Linked DNA regions of Homo sapiens: regions 1, 3 and 4 are each linked to region 2. A link is a loop called in an ENCODE intact Hi-C map of the cell type or tissue named here. Cell type or tissue: gastrocnemius medialis. All regions are shown on one strand.

What was found. Hi-C counts contacts between places; a loop is a spot of excess contacts. Peaks named below come from ENCODE experiments on the same cell type or tissue, not always from the same donor. Only the 100,000 strongest peaks of a DNase experiment are listed, where the experiment ranks them.
Region 1: a loop joins it to region 2, with 2.3 times the contacts of the local background. A loop is called at or near these places in 15 of 110 quality-filtered maps.
Region 3: a loop joins it to region 2, with 4 times the contacts of the local background. A loop is called at or near these places in 4 of 110 quality-filtered maps.
Region 4: a loop joins it to region 2, with 2.9 times the contacts of the local background. A loop is called at or near these places in 15 of 110 quality-filtered maps.

The regions. Positions count from the first base shown.
Region 1 is chr15:99,004,853-99,009,852 of GRCh38, forward strand. It overlaps PGPEP1L (pyroglutamyl-peptidase I like), which reads right to left and starts at 2,940. Exons shown (of 5, transcript NM_001167902.2): 1 at 2,507-2,940; 2 at 577-804. In gastrocnemius medialis, no CTCF peak of the experiment used is centred here; no DNase peak of the experiment used is centred here; H3K4me3 peaks cover 1,176 bases; H3K27ac peaks cover 1,846 bases.
Region 2 is chr15:99,055,962-99,060,961 of GRCh38, forward strand. No RefSeq gene overlaps it. Among named protein-coding and RNA genes, the nearest start is that of LUNAR1, 44 kb to the left of the region's middle. RefSeq lists enhancers at 1,867-2,468, 2,469-3,068 and silencers at 3,086-3,255, 3,366-3,415. In gastrocnemius medialis, no CTCF peak of the experiment used is centred here; DNase peaks (open chromatin) are centred at 1,237, 1,900 and 3,260; H3K4me3 peaks cover 1,509 bases; H3K27ac peaks cover 3,956 bases.
Region 3 is chr15:98,980,805-98,985,804 of GRCh38, forward strand. The region is part of intron 2 of PGPEP1L (pyroglutamyl-peptidase I like); the gene reads right to left. Among named protein-coding and RNA genes, the nearest start is that of PGPEP1L, 24 kb to the right of the region's middle. RefSeq lists an enhancer at 1,273-1,322. In gastrocnemius medialis, no CTCF peak of the experiment used is centred here; DNase peaks (open chromatin) are centred at 1,494 and 2,687; H3K27ac peaks cover 4,582 bases.
Region 4 is chr15:98,797,754-98,802,753 of GRCh38, forward strand. The region is part of intron 2 of IGF1R (insulin like growth factor 1 receptor); the gene reads left to right. Among named protein-coding and RNA genes, the nearest start is that of MIR4714, 16 kb to the left of the region's middle. RefSeq lists an enhancer at 1,692-2,387. In gastrocnemius medialis, no CTCF peak of the experiment used is centred here; a DNase peak (open chromatin) is centred at 3,036; H3K4me3 peaks cover 559 bases.

The DNA.
Region 1 (5,000 bases), 51 kb before region 2:
ATTCCTTCCAAGTTGACCTTCTGGGGCTCAGGGTCTCCAGCTAGTGGCTCTCGGGGGGTGCTTCACAGCTCCCTGAAAAATGGAAGTTCTTACTCTGGAAGTGGGGACTGTGTGTTCCTTTGCGGGTGGCTGTTGTAGATGGGTTTGCAAGCCTTGTGAGGGCCCTGTGGTTTCTGGGCGTATAGATCCCTCTTCCTTGCTATGAGCCTGCACCCCCAAGGGATACCTCACGTGCCTCGGGCCCCACTCAGGGAAAACAGGTACCAGCCTCAGCTTCCTCCCTGCTGGGTTGAAAGGCAAGGTCTGAGCCTAAGCCACCAGTGGCACCTTCGTGCCCGCCACTCGAGAGTTACTTGAAGCGAATGAGCCACAGAAGCAGAAATGCCTGTGATCCTGATTGTTTATTAATAGGGCACAGCAGCAAGTTCGTTTCCATCTGGAATTATTAGCACCACCAGTTGCCATTCTTTTTTTCCCTCAGGGAACTATTTAAGACCCAGGATCAGGCCAGTGCGCATTCCAGGGGCAGGCTAAAAGCAGCAACAAATAGGAGAGAAAAAAATTATGTAGTCTTACCAGTCACCACCACGCAGCTGGGCTGGGAATCCATGAAGACGAAGTGGGAGCTCGCGCTGCGCCTCCCTGGCTCAGGCAGCGGCCCAGCGGCCGGGCTCTGCGCGCTCTGAGCTCCGGGCACCTTCTCTGCCTGGCCGCGTGCTCGCCGGGGACCGGGGTGGAGCGGGAGCCCAACCCCTCCTGGCCGCCCGGCGTCCGTAGCGTTCTGGGCCCCGAAAGGCCAAGGATCTAGGGGAGGGTGATAAAGCAATGCCCCTTGAAAGCAGAACGATCCAGCTCAGGACAGCGGGTTGGAGCGCCAGCAGGGACTTTCTGGACATTTGAGTCTGGGTCACTTTGTTGTTCAGGATGGTTCAAAGGTGAGCTAAGGGTTTGGCTACCAGCTGTCCCGGTTTGCCTGGGACAGAAGGATGTCTGGGACGGAACACCACATGGTGCTCAAAGAGGTACTGTCCTAGGAACTGTGGGCTACCCTACAAGTCGTTTACTTAGATCTTATTTTTTCCTCTTTAGTAATCCCTGCCAGAGCCCCTCATTGTGTTTGGCCATTATGATTTGGTAAAATTTGATTGCTCTGAAAACTAATTCCACAAAATATGTGAGATGTGAGCAGAAAAAAAAGAGAGAAAACCATAGATGAATCTTATGGCGCCTGCCTTTAAAATATTGATTGCAAGCACCGCTGCCTAGGAGCTGTGGGTCCTCAGGGAAGTTAACCTCTGTGCTCAGGTTTCCTGTTTTGAGAAACGAGGATCGCAGCACCGGATCCTGTATGGATTCTTTCTGTGCCCCAGGCACTGTCCCCAGCTTCATCAGCCCTGAGGAACAGAGGCTTGCCACCTAGCTAGCGTCTGTGCAAGCTTGCTAGCTCTGTGCTCACCACCCTGCGTTCTACCTGCGAAAAGTGCTTTCTTGACACTGTGCTGGACTCCTTAAACATGCCACTGACAGTGAGCCACAGCCGTGGCATGCCACCTGGCTCTGCAGACAGTCCTCTTTTTAATGTGTCAGAATAACTGAAAAAGGCTAACATTTGAGGCTATTTCCTCTATCGAAAAAGCTGTTTTCCAATATCTTGATCTTTCGGAGAATTCTATTTAAAAACAAAACAAACTTTTGGCCAGGTGCACTGGCTCACGCCTTTAATTTCAGCATTTTGAGAGGCCAAGGTAGGAGGATAGCCTGAGGCCAGGAGTTCAAGATCAACCTGGGCAACGTGGCAAGACTGCATCAATTATTTTTTTCAAAACGTGGTATATGCCCATAGTCCTGGCTTCTCAGGGAGGCTGAAGCGGGAGGATCACTTGAGCCGTCAGTCGTAACTGCACCTCTGCACTCCACCCTGGGTGACAGAGTGAGACCCTGTCTCTAAAAATATTCTTAAACTTTTTTTTAAACTGAAAATACTTTTTTCCTGAAGCTGTATATTAAGAGGAAGAAGACCCATGATTCTCTGTCCCCATCTAGGTCTGGGGAGGAGAAGCTCCCTTCAGGGAAGCAGGCAGAGCCTCTCAAGCACCCTGCGGCCTCTAGAGAGCTCAGTGTGACAGCAGGACCACGTGGCTCCATCTGCTGAATTGTCCTCCTGATATAAAGCGCTCCCTTTTAATTGGGATCACCCCCGCGGATTAGACCCCCCTTGGTGGCTTTCTGGGATTCTGAACCAGGAACAATTCCCTTTAATTAGCTCCTGGTGTGGGCTGCAGGCCTCTTCACTGCCAACAGGTGGGAAGCGCCATTTGCTCCCACTAGTCTCCCACTCCCTGTCCTGAGAAGCTGGGCCCACCTTGCCATGAGTGGGATGCAGAGGATTTTTGTACTTTGCCTCATTTCACAGAAGTTACCCGGTTTCTCAATATACCCCGGATGCACTTGTAGACTTGGTCTCTACCTCCTCTGGTGAGCAGCTCTCCTAGCTCCTATCACTTACCTAGTTCCGTCATGGTGTGTCCAGAATCGGCGGATTCTTGGTCTCACTGACTTCAAGAACGAAGCCGCGGACCCTGGCGGTGAGTGTTACAGTTTTTAAAGGCAGCGTGTCCCAAGTTTGTTTCTTCTGATGCTCGCATGTGTTCGGAGTTTCTTCCTTCTGGCAGATTCGTGATCTCGCTGACTTCAGGAGTGAAGCTACGGACCTTCATCATGAGTGCTACGGCTCTTAAGGTGGCGTGTTTGGAGTTATTCGTTTCTCCCGGTGGGTCCGTGATGTGGCTGGCTTTAAGAACGAAGCTGCAGACCTTCACGGTGAGCGTTACAGCTCATAAAGGCAGTGCGGACCCAAACAGTAAGCAGCAGCAACGGTTATTGCAAACAAGCAAAACAACAAAACTTCCACAGCACAGAAGGCGACTCCAGCAAGTTGCTACTGCTACCTGGGGCAGCCTGCTTTTATTCTCTTATCTGGCCCCACCCACATCCTGCTGATTGGTCCATTTTACAGAGAGCCGATTGGTCTGTTTTACAGAGAGCTGATTGGTCCGTTTTGACAGGGTGCTGATGGGTGCGTTTACAATCCTGGAGCTGGACACAAAAGTTCTCCACGTCCCCACTAGATTAGCTAGATACAGAGTGTGGACACAAAGGTTCTCCAAGTCCCCACCAGAGTAGCTAGATACAGAGCGTCGATTGGTGCATTCACAAACCCTGAGCTAGACACAGGGTGCTGATTGGTGTGTTTACAAACCTTGAGCTAGATACAGAGTGCCCATTGGTGTATTTACAATCCCTTAGTTAAACATAAAGGTTCTCCAAGTCCCTTCCAGACTCAGAAGCCCAGCTGGCTTCACCCAGTGGATCCCGCACCAGGGCCGCAGGTGGAGCTGCCTGCCAGTCCTGTGCAGTGCGCCTGCACTCCTCAGCCGTTGGGTGGTCGATGGGACTGGGTCCTGTGGAGCAGGGGGCGGCACTCGTGGGGGAGGCTCAGGCCGCGCAGGAGCCCATGACGCGGGGGAGGAGGCTCAGGTATGGCGGGCTGCAGGTCCCGAGCCATGCCCCGCACGGAGGCAGCTAAGGCCCCGCGAGAAGTCGAGCACTAACAGCTGCTGGCCCAGGTGCTAAGCCCCTCACTGCCCGTGGCCGGCGGGGCGGGCTGGCTGCTTGGAGTGCGGGGCCCGCCGAGCCCACGCCCACCCGGAACTCGCACTGGCGCGCAAGCGCGGCGTGCAGCCCCGGTTCCCGCCCGCGTCTCTCCCTCCACACCTCCCCGCAAGCTGAGGGAGCCGGCTCTGGCTTTGGCCAGCCCAGGAAGGGGCTCCCACAGTGCAGCGGCGGGCTGAAGGGCTCCTCAAGTGCCGTTAAAGTGGGAGCCCAGGCAGAGGAGCCGAGAGTGAGTGACGGCTGCGAGGCCTACCAGCATGTTGTCACCTCTCAGTGGGGGCTTGGCTTCCTCTGCACAGTTAAAGGAAGAGATTGGACCATTAAGAAATGCCCACTTCTTCTTTTTTTTTTTTTTTCAGATGTAGTCTCGCTCTGTTGCCCAGGCTGGAGTGCAGTGGCGCGATCTCGGCTCACTGCAGCCTCCGCCTCCCAGGTTCAAGCAGTTCTCTCCCTCAGCCTCCGGAGTAGCTGGGATTACAGGCACCTGCCACCAGCCCTGGCTATTTTTTGTATTTTTAGTAGAGACAGAGTTTGACCATCTTGGCCAGGCTGGTCTTGAACTCCTGACCTCGTGATCCACCTGCCTCGGCCTCCCAAAGTGCTGTGATTACAGGCGTGAGCCACCGCGCCCGTCCAGAAATGCCCACATTTGTAAAGTTGGTTGCTGCTAGGGTCCAACTCTGCTATCAACATTCACCTATGAGGTCTGGGAATGGGAACTTGTGTTTAAGGAGACTCCTTAAGTGCAAAGACTGCCCATCTTTAACCATACTACTTTTCTGATAACAAAGCTGAAATTTTCATCATTTTTTTTTTGATTTGACAGGAGCTATTATTTTAACTAAACTGGAATGTGTCCTGCAGTTTTCACTTTCCCATAATTCACTTATTTTTTTCTGTTCTAAAGTTTTCTCTAATTTTGAAATTAATAGAAAAAACAACACAAAATATTTTACTTAGTCACAGTGATATGTCTATTTTTGTATTCATTCACCTCCCCTCTCCCCACACAAGAACCCCCCAGCACATTCCTACTTTCTGGAATGAAAATAGCTCTGAGAAGTATGGATTTTGAGGTTCAACATCTGCACTTTTATTTCTTTTTCCATTGTAAAAACAAATGGTCTCTAATAATTGATGTCAAACACAGTCTTTAGGCTGATGAAATACAGTAAGCCTGAGAACGAATAAGGCAACTAAATGGAGCTGTTTTATTTAACAGAGAGCACAGTGATCTTCCTTACAAGCGGGATTCCCGAGAGGAAAATGTTTGTAATCAGATTTGACTCTAGGATTAAGAGGGCAAGGTGCGACCCTCTTAGTGAACC
Region 2 (5,000 bases):
TGGACCTTTCCATTATCAGTTTCATGAGCCAATTAAACTTCTTTTTTGCTTAAATCAATCTGGGTTGGATGTCTGTCTTTTCCAGAAAACAGAAAGAGTCCTGACAAGCCTGGGCTTAAAAGGGCTGCCGTGGATTTAAGAAGACAATAGTTAGGCGACCCAAAGGTAGCTGCCGTCCACTGACATTATATCCACATGTGTAATTAGCCTTCTGTCACTGGCTTCTACATCTGGTTCAAAGACACATGGCTAACTGCCAGTTATTCACACTGAGGAGTCAGTTTTAATTCCTCTCCATGAAGACCCTGCAGCTCACTTTACAGGACTGTGTATTTATTCTTTCTTCCTAGGTTGCCCGTAACTGCAAAGCCACACACTTCGGAGCCAGATGGATCCTGGCCCTGCTGTATACTAACGGTGTGACATTGGATAATTTACTTAGCCTGATTCTGAGTTCCTTGTATATGCAATAATTTTGTCTACATTCTAGGTTTCCATAAAGATTCAAATGTATATGTAAAGAGCCTTAGTTTGTAGCATATAGCTGACCCATCAAAAGAAGTGGCTGATTATACTACTGGCCACATGACTGAGCCCTCTCTTAAGTGCTAGGCCCTGTGCTAAGGGCTTTACAGGCATTATTTCATGTAACCCTCTGAACTGCCCTGGGAGGTATGCCCTCCTGTGCTCCTCAGGGGGCAGGTACTGTGTTAAGTCCTTCGCATATGAAGATATCATTAAATTCTCACAACAGTGGGAGCACAAAGATTTTAAGGAGTGTGACCAAGGCTGTGCAGCTCTGTTCCCTATGACTTTGCTCCATTGCTGGGCACCACTGCCCCTCCAAACAGGGCAGTCCCTGAGATGATGGTGGGACAGTGTGACATTCCTTTGGCTCCATCTGCCTCAAGGCATAAATGGAGAGCAGAATCCAGGCAATGGAATGGAACCATATCTCCATTTGGGAGTAGTTTCATGGTGAGGAGAACCTCAGGAAGAAGTGAAGAGCCAAGGCAGGCGTTAGGGACCCCCGGGCTCCAGCCTGCCAGAGCATCTGGAAGGGAAAAGGCAGCAGCCATGCTGCTACATTCCTGATCCTGCTAAGGACTCTTACTGGCTCCTGGGATGGGGACCTGGGCTCTGGGATGTCAGGGCAAACCCGGATGGGGTTGCCCCCAACTGGAAGTGACTGCTGGTTCTCATGGAAGCTGGTGCCTGGGATCAGCACCAAGGAGAGTGAGCCTACCTCCTGGCCTGTCAGCTAGGAAGTGCCAAGCAAGGGACCAGCAACAAAAGGTGCAGTCCTGAGCAAGACACGAGAGCGGTGGGAAAGGCCTGGGTTTTTCCACTAGGGGATAGGAGGCCTTACTGGAGCTGATCAACTGGTTCATACTGTGGAGTTGACTGTAACCAGTACAACAATGCTGGAAAGTAAAAGCTACAAGATATTCTCGCTGTCCTTTTCCCACAGAAATATACTATGTATCAAGCTAAGTAAATGTCTGGAAACCTGGAAACCCCCCAAAACTGGTAGAAGCAGTTTCTTTTCTTTATTCTTTTTCTTTTTTTTTTTTTTTAACTATTTCACACGCACACAAAAAAAAAAGAGCTAGAGAAAAACCATGTTTCTTGGATTTAATTTTGTTCACACAAATTTTCTTTTTTAAAAAAGAATAAACTGGAACCATCTAATCTAAGGTAAGCATGAAACTGTCTCAGTGACTCTTTTAAAAGTTGTCTGTAATTGTGTGACTTGGAAAATTAATTTCCTTCCAGATGAAGAAACCCGAGGCAGGTCTTATGAGTGACAATTATTAGTAACCACCTCAGGAAGCAGCTGGAACAATGAGAAGGGGCGGAGGACCGTGTGAGACCTGCAGGCAAACACAAGGGCTGCTTGCAACTTGCCTAAAATAGAAAATAGAAGTTAGCAACAGCTTCCCCGCCTGCCAGGCCCCTCTTTGGAAGGCTCTGTGCGGTAACAAGTACCATGGCAGGATGCTACCCAAGAGCCTCTCTGGAGATGGACAAGAACCCCTGGGGCAGTTGAGGCGAAACGAATGCCCCCTGGCTTCCTTCCCACCTCTGGGGCGCAGGTTCCCCACTAGAGTCACCTCCAGGTGCTGACGCCCTTTTGCTTCCTTCTGCTGAAAAAGTCAAACCAGTTACTGTTTTGATTCTTTTTTAAAGGTTTTAGAAGAATGACACATATTACACAAGCTTTATTTGGAGGAGTCATTGGCGAGGTAATGTGCTCTTAACCGTGGAACAAGCCTTGGCGCTGAAGCGTGAAGGACGCGGTTCGAATCCCAGCTTGGTCACCTTCGCCTTTTTGAGCTGCCCAGGATAATAAGAAGGTTGGGCAAGGCTCAGCCTGCACGTGGCTAGAAACATAATCCCAGCACTTTGGGAGGCCTAGGCGGGAGGATCACGAGGTCAAGAGATGGAGACCATCCTAGCCAACATGGGAAACCCCGTCTCTACGAAAAATACAAAAATGAGCTGGGCGTGGTGGCGCGTGCCTGTAGTCCCGGCCACTCGGGAGGCTAATCGGTTGAACCCGGGAGGCGGAGGTTGCAGTGAGCCGAGATCGCACCACCGCACTCCAGCCTGGGGGTCAGAGCGAGACTCCGCTACACATCACCAGGCTCACCTGAGAGGCTGGAAAAGCAGGGGCGGAGGGAGGAGTGGGGAAGAGAGGGAAGGGGGTGGGGAGCAAAGTACCCGAGCCGACACCGATCCCCAAACTGTACCTTTTCAATTATCTTAGTAACTTTCACCCCAATGGCACGGCTTATCTTAACACTGATTACCGCACCCCGCACCCCCCGCTATTCTCCCCCACTCCGCGCACTCCCAGATGCTTCACATGAAATCGACATGGCAAAGTCACAGCCTCGAACTGAAACGGTTTTCCAATTTTGGAAGCTTGACTGGCCATAAAAAGGTTTTGTTTTTTTCTTTTCTCTCTTCTTCCCTGCCCGTGACGCCGCCCCCTCCCCCGCCCTCCCTCCGCCCCCACCCCCACCCCCACCCCCTCCCCACGCTCAAGAGCGGATCCGCGCCGGCCGCGGCGGAACCTACGCGCCTGTTTTCCAGCGGCCGCTCCCCGGCGCTGCCCGGCGCCGCCCCCTGCCGGCGGGAGTCGGAGCTGCTCCCGCGTGCGCGCCGGCCGCGGCGGGCTGATGACCCAACGCCGCAGGCATCCGAGGATAACCTTTCCCTTTTCTTTCCAAGACCAAATAAGGGGGCTCTTCCCTCTGCGCGCCAGGCCCGCGGCAGTTAGGCCAAGGGGCGTGGAAAGGAGGATCCGGGAACGAGGCTGACAGTCGGCAACAACCGAGCACATTGTTCCCGCGGCGCCCGGCCTCCCCCTCCTCCCGCGGGCCCGGCCCGTGCCCACCCTGCAGCCCCAGGCGCGGGGAGCCAGGCGGGATCGGCGCGACCCCGGACCCCGTCGGCAGCTCCGCCAAGCCCTCCGGCCCCTCCCCCGAGAAGAAGTGAAGGGCGGGGTGCCCGCGGGCCCTCGCCCCGGTGCAGACCCTCCAGGCTCGCGGGGCAGCCGACCGGGGACCCCGGCGGGGGCCAGGCCCGACTGCCCAGCCTCGGAACCCTGGCATCGCCCCCGAGGGAGGGAGTCACTGGTGGCTGACAGTGTTTGGTAACCACAGAAACCGAGATCTGACCTATATTTTCGAACACGGCCTCAACTCTAGCTTTCCTTCTAGAAATCAAAGTGAGAGAATCTGACTTGCTGCTAATTTTCCTCCTGCTTTATATTCCAAAATGCCACCCGGAAGGCTAGGCAAGTCAGGAAACCTCGCTGGCGGTGTGGATGGCTGGTGAGGGTCCCCGGTGCTCCAGTTAGGAGGCAGGGGCTGTCCCCTCTGCAGCCTCCTGCCGGCCACAGCGTCCTCCTGCCCACCAGCGGCTGGTGCATTTCTGGAGGGCAATTGGATGATATTGATCAGGATTTAAAATAAGTGCATTGTTTGACGATTTCATTCCACTTCTCGGTGTTTATCCTAAGTAGGTGCTGGGAAGGGTGCACAAAGACAGACCTTCTAAGCACAGAGGATGGCCACAGTCCTGCTTAACAGTAACAGTAGTTGGCCTTAACTGAGCATTTACTAAGTGCTAGAAACTGTTCTAAACATTTTACAAATAGCTACTCACAACATCCCTATGCTGCGGGAACTGTATTATTTTTTATTTTTATTTTCTGTCGCCCAGGCTGGAGTGCAGTGGCGCCATCTCAGCTCACTGCAACCTCTGCCTCCCGAGTTCAAGCGATTCTCCTGATTCAGCCTCCCGAGTAGCTGGGACTACAGATGTGCGCCACCACGCCCGGTTAATTTTTTGTATTATTAGTAGAGACAGGGTTTCGCCATATTGGCCAGGCTGGTCTCGAACTCCTGACCTCATGATCCACCCGCCGCGGTCTCCCAAAGGGCTGGGATTCCAGGCGTGAGCCACCGTGCCTGGCCAGGGACTGTATTATTAATACAGCCAACCCTCCATATCTGTGGATTCAACCAACCATGCATGGAAAATATTCCAGAAAAAAAAATTCCGCCAAGTTCCAAAAAGCAAAACCCGAATTTGCCATGCGCCAATTACTACTACATTGAATCCACAAGAATGAAATGAAGTGTTGGCATTGTATGGGGTATTATAAGTAATCCAGAGAGATTTAAAGTGTACAGGAGGATGTGTGCAGGTTATATACAAATATCACACCATTTTATATAAGGAACTTGAGCATCTGTGGATTTTGGTATGGGGCTCCTGGAACCAATTCCCCACGCATACCGAGGGACAACCGCACCTCCATTTAATACATGAGGAAACTTCTCAGAGATGCTAGGTTTCTGCTGACCATCACCCAGCTGGGGAGTTGCACAGCCAGGAATGATGCCACGCTCTGAGGCTCCAGAGTCTGTGCCCTTGACCGCAACACTAAATGTTTATCAATGGGGATTTGATTAATTTAGAATACA
Region 3 (5,000 bases), 75 kb before region 2:
GCCTGTAGTCCCAGCTGTTCAGGAGGCTGAGCCAGGAGAATTGCTCGAACCTGGGGGGCAGAGCTTGCACTGAGCCAAGATCACCCCCACTGCACACTAGCCTCAGTGACACAGAGAGACTCCATCTGGAAAAGGAAAAAAAAAAAAATTAACTGTATGGTAGAGAGGCCTGACAAACACTCCCTCCACCAAGTAAGATCAAGGTCATCATGGACAGTGCTGTCACACTGATACTGTGTGCCCTTGATCTGACAGGATGAAAGTGACACTTTACCTCTGTCTTCCTCCCCCTAACCTCAGTCTGATCATGAGAAAAGCAGCAGAAAAGTCCCAATTGAGGAACAAACTATCAATTCCTGGCCAGACTCTTCAAAACCATCAACGTCATCAAAAACTAGGAAAGTCTGGCCGGGCGCGGTGGCTCCCGCCTGTAATCCCAGCACTTTGGGAGGCCGAGGCGGGCGGATCACGAGGTCAGGAGATCCAGACCATCCTGGCTAACACAGTGAAACCCCGTCTCCACTAAAAATACAAAGTTAGCCGGGCGTGCTGGCGGGCGCCTGTAGTCCCAGCTACTCGAGAGGCTGAGGCAGGAGAATGGCGTGAACCCGGGAGGCAGAGCTTGCAGTGAGCCGAGATCGCACCACTGCACTCCAGCCTGGGCAACAGAGCAAGACTCCGTCTCAAAAAAAAAAAAAAAAACAAAAACAAAACAAAAACAACAAACAAAACTAGGTAAGTCTGAGAAATGGCCACAGCCAAGACAAGCCTACGGAGACTCGAGGACTTATGAATGTGGTGTTCTGGCTGAGATTCTGGGACAGAAGAGAGGCATTAGGGGAAACTGAGGGAACCCAAATAGACTATGGACTTTATGTAAAGGTAATATATTCCTACTGGTTCCGTCATTGTGACAAATACACCATACTAACGTACAAGGTTAATAATGGGAAGAATTGAGGAATATATATTCTGTGCTATCTTCACAACTTTTCTGTACATATAAACGTATTTTTAAATAAAAAGTTTGTCTAAAAAAATAAACAGGGAACAAGCTGGAGAGGCTGCTCTGTTTAGCACCCTGGAAAAGGGTAAGGACTCTAGACTTGCTGGGGGCCATGTAGGAAGTAGGGGGACCCACAGTAACATCCGGGAAAAATGTGGGGGTCATTCTGAAAGATCATCTTGGTCTGGTTTTTCTGGCTTGTCTTCCTGTCAACGTGGGAATGGATTTGGGGTTTAGCTAGAACTAAACATATGACTCACTTGTCTGTGAATAGCAAACTTTTCTCCAAATAAGCAGAAAAAATATGTTTCCTTGAGCGTTTACTAGGAGCACGGTGTTTGTGGGGAGGACTGTGAAGCCACAGCAGACACCCTCCATGCATGTGGACCGTGGGGTCTCCTCCACCAAGGTGTGGATTCCATCTGCACTCGCCTCGATCCTTGGGAGCTCCCTGGAGTGCGGCCCCTTGTGCAGGCGACTGGGACTATGAGAGCACAGGCTCTTTGCCATGGACTCACACAGTCCCCATATTCTTGTGGATTCTTGTGGATTCTTGTGTCATTTCGAAGTGAGAATGCAAGGACAGTCCTATTTCATGCTGTTCCAAGGCCAGAGTGAACTGTGTATCACCACTTGGTTACTTCTCTTCCCACTAACAAGGTGGGGCTCACACTACAGTCACCAGACTGAAAAAAGGAGGTGTAAGACGTCATGGGAAAGTGCATTTGGGTTATCCAACCGTGGAGGCCAATGTTCAGATAACCCACTGAAGCGGGTGCCCAGGACATGGTTGACGCTGAGCTGGGGGCTATCATAGGTGAGGTCTGTGTAAACTAGAGAGATGTCTGAGGTCTCCCTTCCTCCTCACTCTGGTTATTTTTATCTGAGGCTTTTTTTTTTTTTTTTTTTTTTTTTTTTGAGACAGAGTCTTGCTCTGTTGCCCAGGCTGGAGTGCGGGGGCATGATCTTGGCTCACTGCAACCTCCGCCTCCCGGGTTTGAGTAATTCTCATCCCTTAGCCTCCTGAGTAGCTGGGATTATAGGCACCAGCCACCACGCCCAGCTGATTTTTGTGTTTTTAGTAGACACAGGGTCTCACCCTGTTGGCCAGGCTGGTCTCAAACTCCTGGCCTCAAGTGATCCACCTGCCTCAGCCTCCCAAAGTGCTGGGATTATAGGCGTGAGCCACCGCACCCAGCCTGAGGCTTTCTCATTTTAGTCAAGAAAACAAAACAAACCCACTCTGGACTAATTGGAAAAATGTCTGTCATATATGTGTTTGTATTCACCTAGGTTGGAAAAAGGTTTTGTCCTGGGATTTGGTGGGAAGAATAAAGGTTCTCTTGGGAAAAAAAAAAAAAGAAGAATCAAGAGAAACAATTTTCTTTCACTTGGAAAGGTTTGCAGTTACTTTCCTATCCCTGAACAGGACTCAGCTTTCATCCTAAAGCACCGTTCAGCTTAGAAATTCTTTGACTGTTCTGATTCACGGCTCTTTATTCATTATTATTATTATTATTTAAAGCAACATGTAAGAAAGGCACCAGGCCACCTCATCTTTGGGGCAAAGAGAAATTATTCTGCATGTCAAGTTTATCAAATATGAGAAGAGCCCTGACCTCTTGGCTGCCTAGGCTGTATTTTAAGTGCAGTTACGTAATGTCTTGGCCCAACTGACCCTGGGTGTGTTTTCAAAAACCCTTGTTTTATTTGCTGACTCACCAGGCTGAGGCACTTAAGAGCTAAGCATGTAATTTCTTTTGAATGAATATGAGGTGGTAGTGGCTCCAAAATTAGAGTATCCAGAAACCAGGGAATAATGATGTAACTACTGCACAGGTCACTATGTAAAACTTGAGACTAAGAAGGGAAGAGTGCCCGTCCTAGTCTGGCTCAATGTTAAATATTTTGGCACATACTGCAAACAGCATTAAGTCGCTTTTCTGGGAGTTTGTAGGAACTGCCTCTTTTCCTTGTGAACTTTTAGCATGTATAATAATCTGTCTGTATTTTTCTTCTTTTCAAAATATCCTTTTCCCATTCATGAGCAACCACAATAAAAATGCATTTGAGTTATTTGTTAAAAGCTCACCTCTCTTAGAGGCAAAATGCTGCGGTGTAAAATTGAACATTTTTTTCCTTACTATCTATAATTCCATGAGTTCCCATTTATAATGCCTGGCAGTGGAGTAAGTAGTCTTTTTTTTTTTTTTTTTTTTTTTTCTATTTTGAGTCTCACTCTGTCGCCCAGGCTGGAGTGCAGTGGCGCAGCTCACTGCAAGATCTGCTTCCCGGGTTCACACCATTCTCCTGCCTCAGCCTCCCAAGTAGCTGGGACTACAGGCGCCCACCACCACGCCCGGCTAATTTTTTTGTATTTTAGCAGAGACAGAGTTTCACCATGTTAGCCAAGATGGTCTCGATCTCCTGACCTTGTGAACCACCCACCGTGGCCTCCCAAAGTGCTGGGATTACAGGCCTGAGCCACCGTGCTCGGCCTGGAGTAAGTACTCTTTAAACATTGCTTGGTAATGCTCTTGATATTGATAAAATTGACTCTTGCTGGGAGAATGCAGGAGGATAGAAAAGAAAACTATTCATTCATGTATCTAGTGAACACATAGCCGGGCCCTTGGTGGAGATGGGGATATGTTACACAGGACCCTAGAGACAGTGAGACGCTTGTATTGACTCAAGATGCCATGTGCCCTTTTGTTCATTATTCAGCCCATCTAAGTCTATTTCTATATCCGTGTAATGGGTCAAATGAACGTCCATGAACATTACCTTAATACAGCCACTTAGATGATTATACCTACTATGGACACTTTTGGCTGTATACTGGCACTTTCAGTGGGTACTACGAATGAGGTCCCAAACCAGAATCCCAGTGGATCCTACAGACATGTTAGTGGAGGACCTGGAGTGACCCAGGATAGCCCAGGAAGAGACAGTGGTCCTGCAGATTGATAGTGAAGAGAGCTTCTAAAGAGGTTGCAATGAACTCTGCCCAGACGAAAATACCACCAAGAAGGGGAAAATGAAAGCTAGAGACTGATAGCAAGGACGGTGGAGAAGACAAACTCGACTGGCAGAGGGTACCGGAACCCTGGACGTGGGCCTGCCAGCCTAGGAAACTGCTGCTTCCAGATGCCATTCCTGGTAGTGCTCCTTGCGGGTCCATCTGCTGTTACTGGGGCTTCTGTTCTGGTCACCACGCACACGGCCCTATGGTGAGCAAGAAGATTGAGCAGCCTATAGTGCAGTCTATGTCTAAGGCACTGGACGCAGAGCTTGAGGAGGGGCAAATATGAACTCACGGCACAGGGACAGCCATGAAGAGATGGATATAGGGCTGAGGCATTAGGGTGACTATCCTCACTTCGCTCACCCTCAGGTCCTCAGGTTCTTCTATCTCTTGATTTCTACTAAGTTTTAAACCCACTGGCTGGGCACAGTGGCTCACACCTGTAATCCTAGCACTTTGGGAGGCCAAGGCGGGAGGATCACCTGAGGTTAGGGGTTCGAGACCAGCCTGGCCAACATGGTGAAACCTCATCTCTACTAAACATACAAAAATTAGCTGGCGTGATGGCAGGTGCCTGTAATCCCAGCTACTCAGGAGGCTGAGGCAAGAGAATTACTTGAACCCGGGAAGCGGAAGTTGCAGTGAGCCAAGATGGTGCCACTGCACTCCAGCCTGGGCAACAGAACAAGACTCCATCTCAAAACAAACAAACAAACAACCAAACAAAAAACCCACTCTTGTGCTAGAAGTGATCCTCTTCCTCTGAACTAAATGTTTCCTGACCCCAGGAGAAGAGCGCAAGTGGGCTGAACCTGGCCTTCCCTCACCAGGACCAACTGAGGTTGGAATTCAGGCACCACCACTTTGTGGTATGTGCCCTCAGGCCAGATGTGCAACCTCTCTGAGCACCCCTTTCCTCATCTGCAAAATGGGAACAATTTCAATGCCTCTGGAAAGCAGGAAGAA
Region 4 (5,000 bases), 260 kb before region 2:
CAGAGACAAAGCCAACTCCATTCTCCAAATGGAAAACAAATGGAAACATTCTAGTGGTAGAAACAGACAACAAACAAGTAGACAGAAAATAATGTCAGACAGTGGTAAGTGCTATGAAAAAAATACAGACTCACTGATTGTGATGGAGACTTTTAAGTTGGATTCTCATAGAAGGCCTTTCTGAAGAGGGGACATTTGCCCTGCCACTGTGAATCAGCCATGAGAAGACGTGGAGAGGAACATGAGGTGGTAGGCCCCAGCGAGGGAAAGATCTCCATGATGGCATCGATTATTCGCTCCACAAATATTATTGAGCACCTGCTGTGTGCCAGGCACTGTTCCTGGTGTCAGGGTTATAGAAGTGGACAAAATGAGGCCTCTGCCTCTGTGGAGCTTTTATTAAAGTAGGGAAGGGGATGGGAGGGCTGGGTCACATGTTAGGTGTGGGGTACAGGGTACGTGGTGCCAGGCAGGTATCCGGGTACCTTTTTACGTAGGGTATTCAGAGAAGGTCTCTAGAGAGGTGACATTTGGACGAAGACCTAAAGGAAAGGGAAGGGAAAGGCGAGGAGCTTGGAGAGCTTGGTGCATCTTGGTGGGGGATGGGGTAAACTGAGTCAGTTATGTAGGGCCCTGGAGGCCACGGTGAGGACTTCGGCTTTGACTCTGAAAGGAGATGGCAGAGTTTGGAGCTGGTGTGTACGTTAACAGGACCATGCTGGCAGCTGCGTTAAGAGAGACTGTAAGGGCAAGGACAGAAGTAGAGAGACCAGTAGGAGTAGGCTGTTGCCCCAGTGTAGGGCAGAGAAGATGAACCTTAGACCAGGATGGTGGAGATGGTCAGTGGAGAGAAGTAGTCAGAGTCTGGAAGCACCAGCAAGACTGTCTGGTGCACACAGGATGCACGTGGGATGTCCAGTGAGGAGGATGAGATGAGGTTGGGTGGCTGGAGCCTGGTGAGTGACAGGCAGAGAGGGCTATTAGATCACATGGGCCCTGGAGCCATGGTGAAGAATTTGGATTTTGTTCTCTGTGTTGGAAAGTTAGCAGAGAGCTTATATGGGGGGTGAGATGGCATAGGGACAATGTTAATAACAGCAACGAATATTTATTGAGCACTTACTGTGTACCAGCTGTTGCAACAGCCTCTCAAGGGTTCGTTCTGCTATTAGAGCCATGTTATAAATGAAGAAACTGAGGCACAGAGAGGTTAGCTAACTTGTCCAAGATCACACAGTTAGGGACAAACTTGACAGAATTATGTGTGTCCTGGTATGTATTTCAGTTTTCTTTAGGGAAGGTACCACAACTTTGGGTAACTATGCCCCTACCCCAGGATTTAAGATGTTTTGATGGTTGAAGGGCGATGTTTAAGAGTGGGACCAGAGAATATTGAGGTATTAAAATCTCACTAAATCTGTATTCATTATATCTGTATTCATGGTATAATTCATGTGCCTCCCCCTTTCGTGAGCCCCTCAAACATGATCATGGATATGTTTTCTCCACCCGTAAAGTACGTTCATATTCATAGAAAACCCACAGAGAACTGCAGACCTGAAGGTTTCTTTGTAAGAGCTTTCATTGGATAGCTAGAAGGGCTGCAGTAAGTTTAAAAAAAAAAAAACCCAAACCACCCTGGATTCCAGGCTGCACAGCCTCTAGGAGGTGTGGGTAATCCCTTTATAAAGCTTGGCATAATTTCTGTTAAGACTTGCTTATTTTGCTCTCAGCTTGCTATCTTGATATGTTTGCCTTTGAGGAGGTTAGAGTTATTGTGATTTAATCACAGACCATGTATTTCGCAAGATTCATTTGGTATCTCCAGCTTGTTTTCTTGTTTCCTCGGCTGTCAGTCCACAGGCAGAGGTGGGAGGCGGCCGGCATGGGGGACCGAGTGTGGTAGAAAGGAGTGTTTACTTAGCGGAGGGGAGTGCTGAGGGCTGCTGTTACCTTCCCAGAATGGCTGATCCCCAGCAGTGATGAGCAGGCTGGGATCGTGGTGTTAAATTTGGTATTTTCTAGAAATATATAGCAGGCTTTCCCCTCCACCTGCCCCCCTTCAAGGTTTCGAAGCCTTGTGTTTTGCAAGAGTTGAGAGGGGAACAGTTAATAGCTTGGATTATCTTGTCTCTGGAGAGAATTTATGTATCAATTCACCGGAAGACTGCTCTGGTATTAGGGCAACAAGAATGGTTTTATTTCTCCCTTCCTTTCCTGCACTCTGTTCTTATGTAATTCTTGTATTAAAACCATTCCTGGTAAATTAGAACATGCTCTTGTATTTGGGCCCTGCTTTGAAGAAGGCTGCTGAGTCTAAAAAGTTTGGTAGCCTCTCGTTTCTCATGGTGATTTCTGAGATTTCTAGGGACTTGGTGTTTTACAGAGCTTGTTGAGTTGCACAAACCAGCCTCCTTGGCCCTTCTAGGTGATAAAAGATGCTGGGCTGGGAGGGCAGCTGTGGAAAAGGGTGTGGGCGAGGGAGACAGTGCTTCATCCTGCCTGGATGAAGCATGTTGGTTGTTGGTTTATTCATAAATTAGAAAAATATATTAAGAATTGAAGTTGTTCCTTATCTCATAAGATTTCTAGCAGGCTGCATAAAGTCTGTAGATGGTAATATCCATTTAAAAGTGGACAATGAAAAAATTACCTCTTTGGGAGTTGTGTTGCTATCTCTACCCCAATTTGGCAATCTTTAATTAACTTGGCAACCCCCGTTTTACCAACAAAGAACAACCTTTGATTAAAAAAAAATAAAATGTCAGGGAGTGAAAGATACGGAGTGTGACTCAGCAGATGGGAATTCCTTTAATAACACGCTGGGTGTTAGCGTTAGAACCGCCACTGAACAGCTCTGCAGGATGCCCTCCCAGCCCTCCCTCCACCTATTTGGATTAGACCAGGAGACTGCAGCAAACTTCTCAAGGGGAGGCGAACTTGGTGTTGGTATCTGAGCGATTGTCTGTTTCAATTGTTTCCCTCTGTCTTGGAAAACACCGGCACAAAACACAAATCCAGTCCCAGTTCCTGCAGCTGCTGGGGCGAAGCAGGCTTTTTATGAATGAGGCCCAGAAGGGGGAGGAGAGGGCTTGTGTTACAGCAGCAGTTGGGTAATACATTTCATTCACTTGCAGCCATCTAGCCCAGGCTTCATTTTAAAGGATATTGTTCATTTTTGGCAATTCAGATTAGACTTTTTTTCTTCCTTGTGCAACTGTTGGTAAGTTAGAACACGAAGCATGTGTGTGCATTCTTTTTGCTTGCTTTTTTGAGTGTTTGCTCCTTTAGTTGGGATAAATGGTAGGAGAGGTAGGAAGGCTTTGTCATCCCCGGGGACCTTGCTTACTTCTCCCTCCCAGCACCACTTAAGAGAAGAGGAGGTGGCCTCCCTCTCCCCAACCTCAGAGCCCTCAAAGCCCTTGATAGTGAGCCTGAGCACTTGTTAGGAGGTGACTTCTACCTGGGGTGTGCTGGGGTCCACATGTGCCAGTCTCTCTGCCCTGCTCCCCGTGAGCGGCTCTTTATTTGTGGCCCTTGAGGCCCCATTGTTGTGGCCACCAAAACCTGAATTGGAAGCTGTGTGACAATGCTGGTCCCCCTCCCTGCACTGCTTCCTGCTGGGGGCAGAACAAAGAGAGCGGGCATTGTCTCTGGCATAAATGAACCTCTATCAAAACAAACACCCAGAGAGAGGGGCAGCCTGGTTACAGCTGCCTGTGTGAGCCTCGACAGTGGGCCTCATTCCTCACAAAGGGAGCTTTGAGGCCCGGAAGAGGCCTTTCCTTGATGATCGAGCTGTGCACAGGGAGCAAACCCCAAGCCGACTGCTTGTCTGTGCCACCCTCAAACAATGATTTCCCCAAATTGGACAGCCTGGGTTTGTATCCTTGAGCACGGTTTTGGGAAGAGCATTCTGCATGAGGCATTGTAGCTATGTGTATGGAGTATAATTCTGTTTTCAGGTTGCTCTGCCACAGAGGTTAAGAACTCCCTCTTCCAAGGTAGACATTGAGAACAGAGACGACCACACTGGGTTTTCACTGCAGCTTTTAAACAGGATGACTCCCAGCCCCCATCCCCGTGGCTAGCAGCAAGCAGGGACTCTGAAACACTGCAAGCCAATGGACTGAGCATCTTACTTTTGCTGTCCGTGTTTTGGTGTTTTGTAAACCCATCTGGTAATGACCCTGATGCCCCATGTCCCAGCAAGGGCATAGGTACCTGCCATTGTGCACCAAAGTCCCTTTCCTCATGGCCCTGGCTGTTCTCCTGCATGGGGTCATGTGTGTCCCGTTACCAAGTTGTGGCCCCTTTTCAACCTTGAGTGCCACATCTGGGCTGTTGTAGGCATGGGTAGTACAAGCTGGGTTTGTTACTCTAAAAATGAAAGGGAGGATCAGTTGTTAATACCTTCCTGTAGGTGCGAGAGGGAATGAGTTGAGGATTCGATCACTGTTTATAGCCAGTCTCGGATCCTGATTGTGAAGTCATTCTTTCTGGATAATAACTACTATATCCAGCATCTTGAGAGTATAAAATAAAGGCACATGTTGTACGTCATCTCTGAGATGTAGCGATGGCTTGGACTTTGGAGGCTGATGAGAGAAAACTCATGGTGGTGAGCTGGAGCAGGGTGTGGCTGGCGGATTCTGAAGGTGCTAGCCCTAGTTTTACAGCTGACCAGGGAAGGTCATTGAACCCTACAGTCTTGGCCCTGAGAGAACCTTGGAGGACTTAAGGATGGAGAAAGGTGACAAAAGAGATGCAAGCCAACAGCAATTTTGTGGAACAAAGTGTGTACAGGATTTGAACTTAACTCTGCGAAAGACAGGGGTTGCTTGTATGCACGAATTCACATCTGAAGAATGCATCTGATTGTGGCTGCAATTTCTGTGGACGTGCAAACATCTACCTGTGCATTTTATTTGTCTAGCATCATTGAAAGAGTTTTTTGCTTGAGTTGATTTCCCAGGTAATTGAAGCTTACTTCTCAAAGC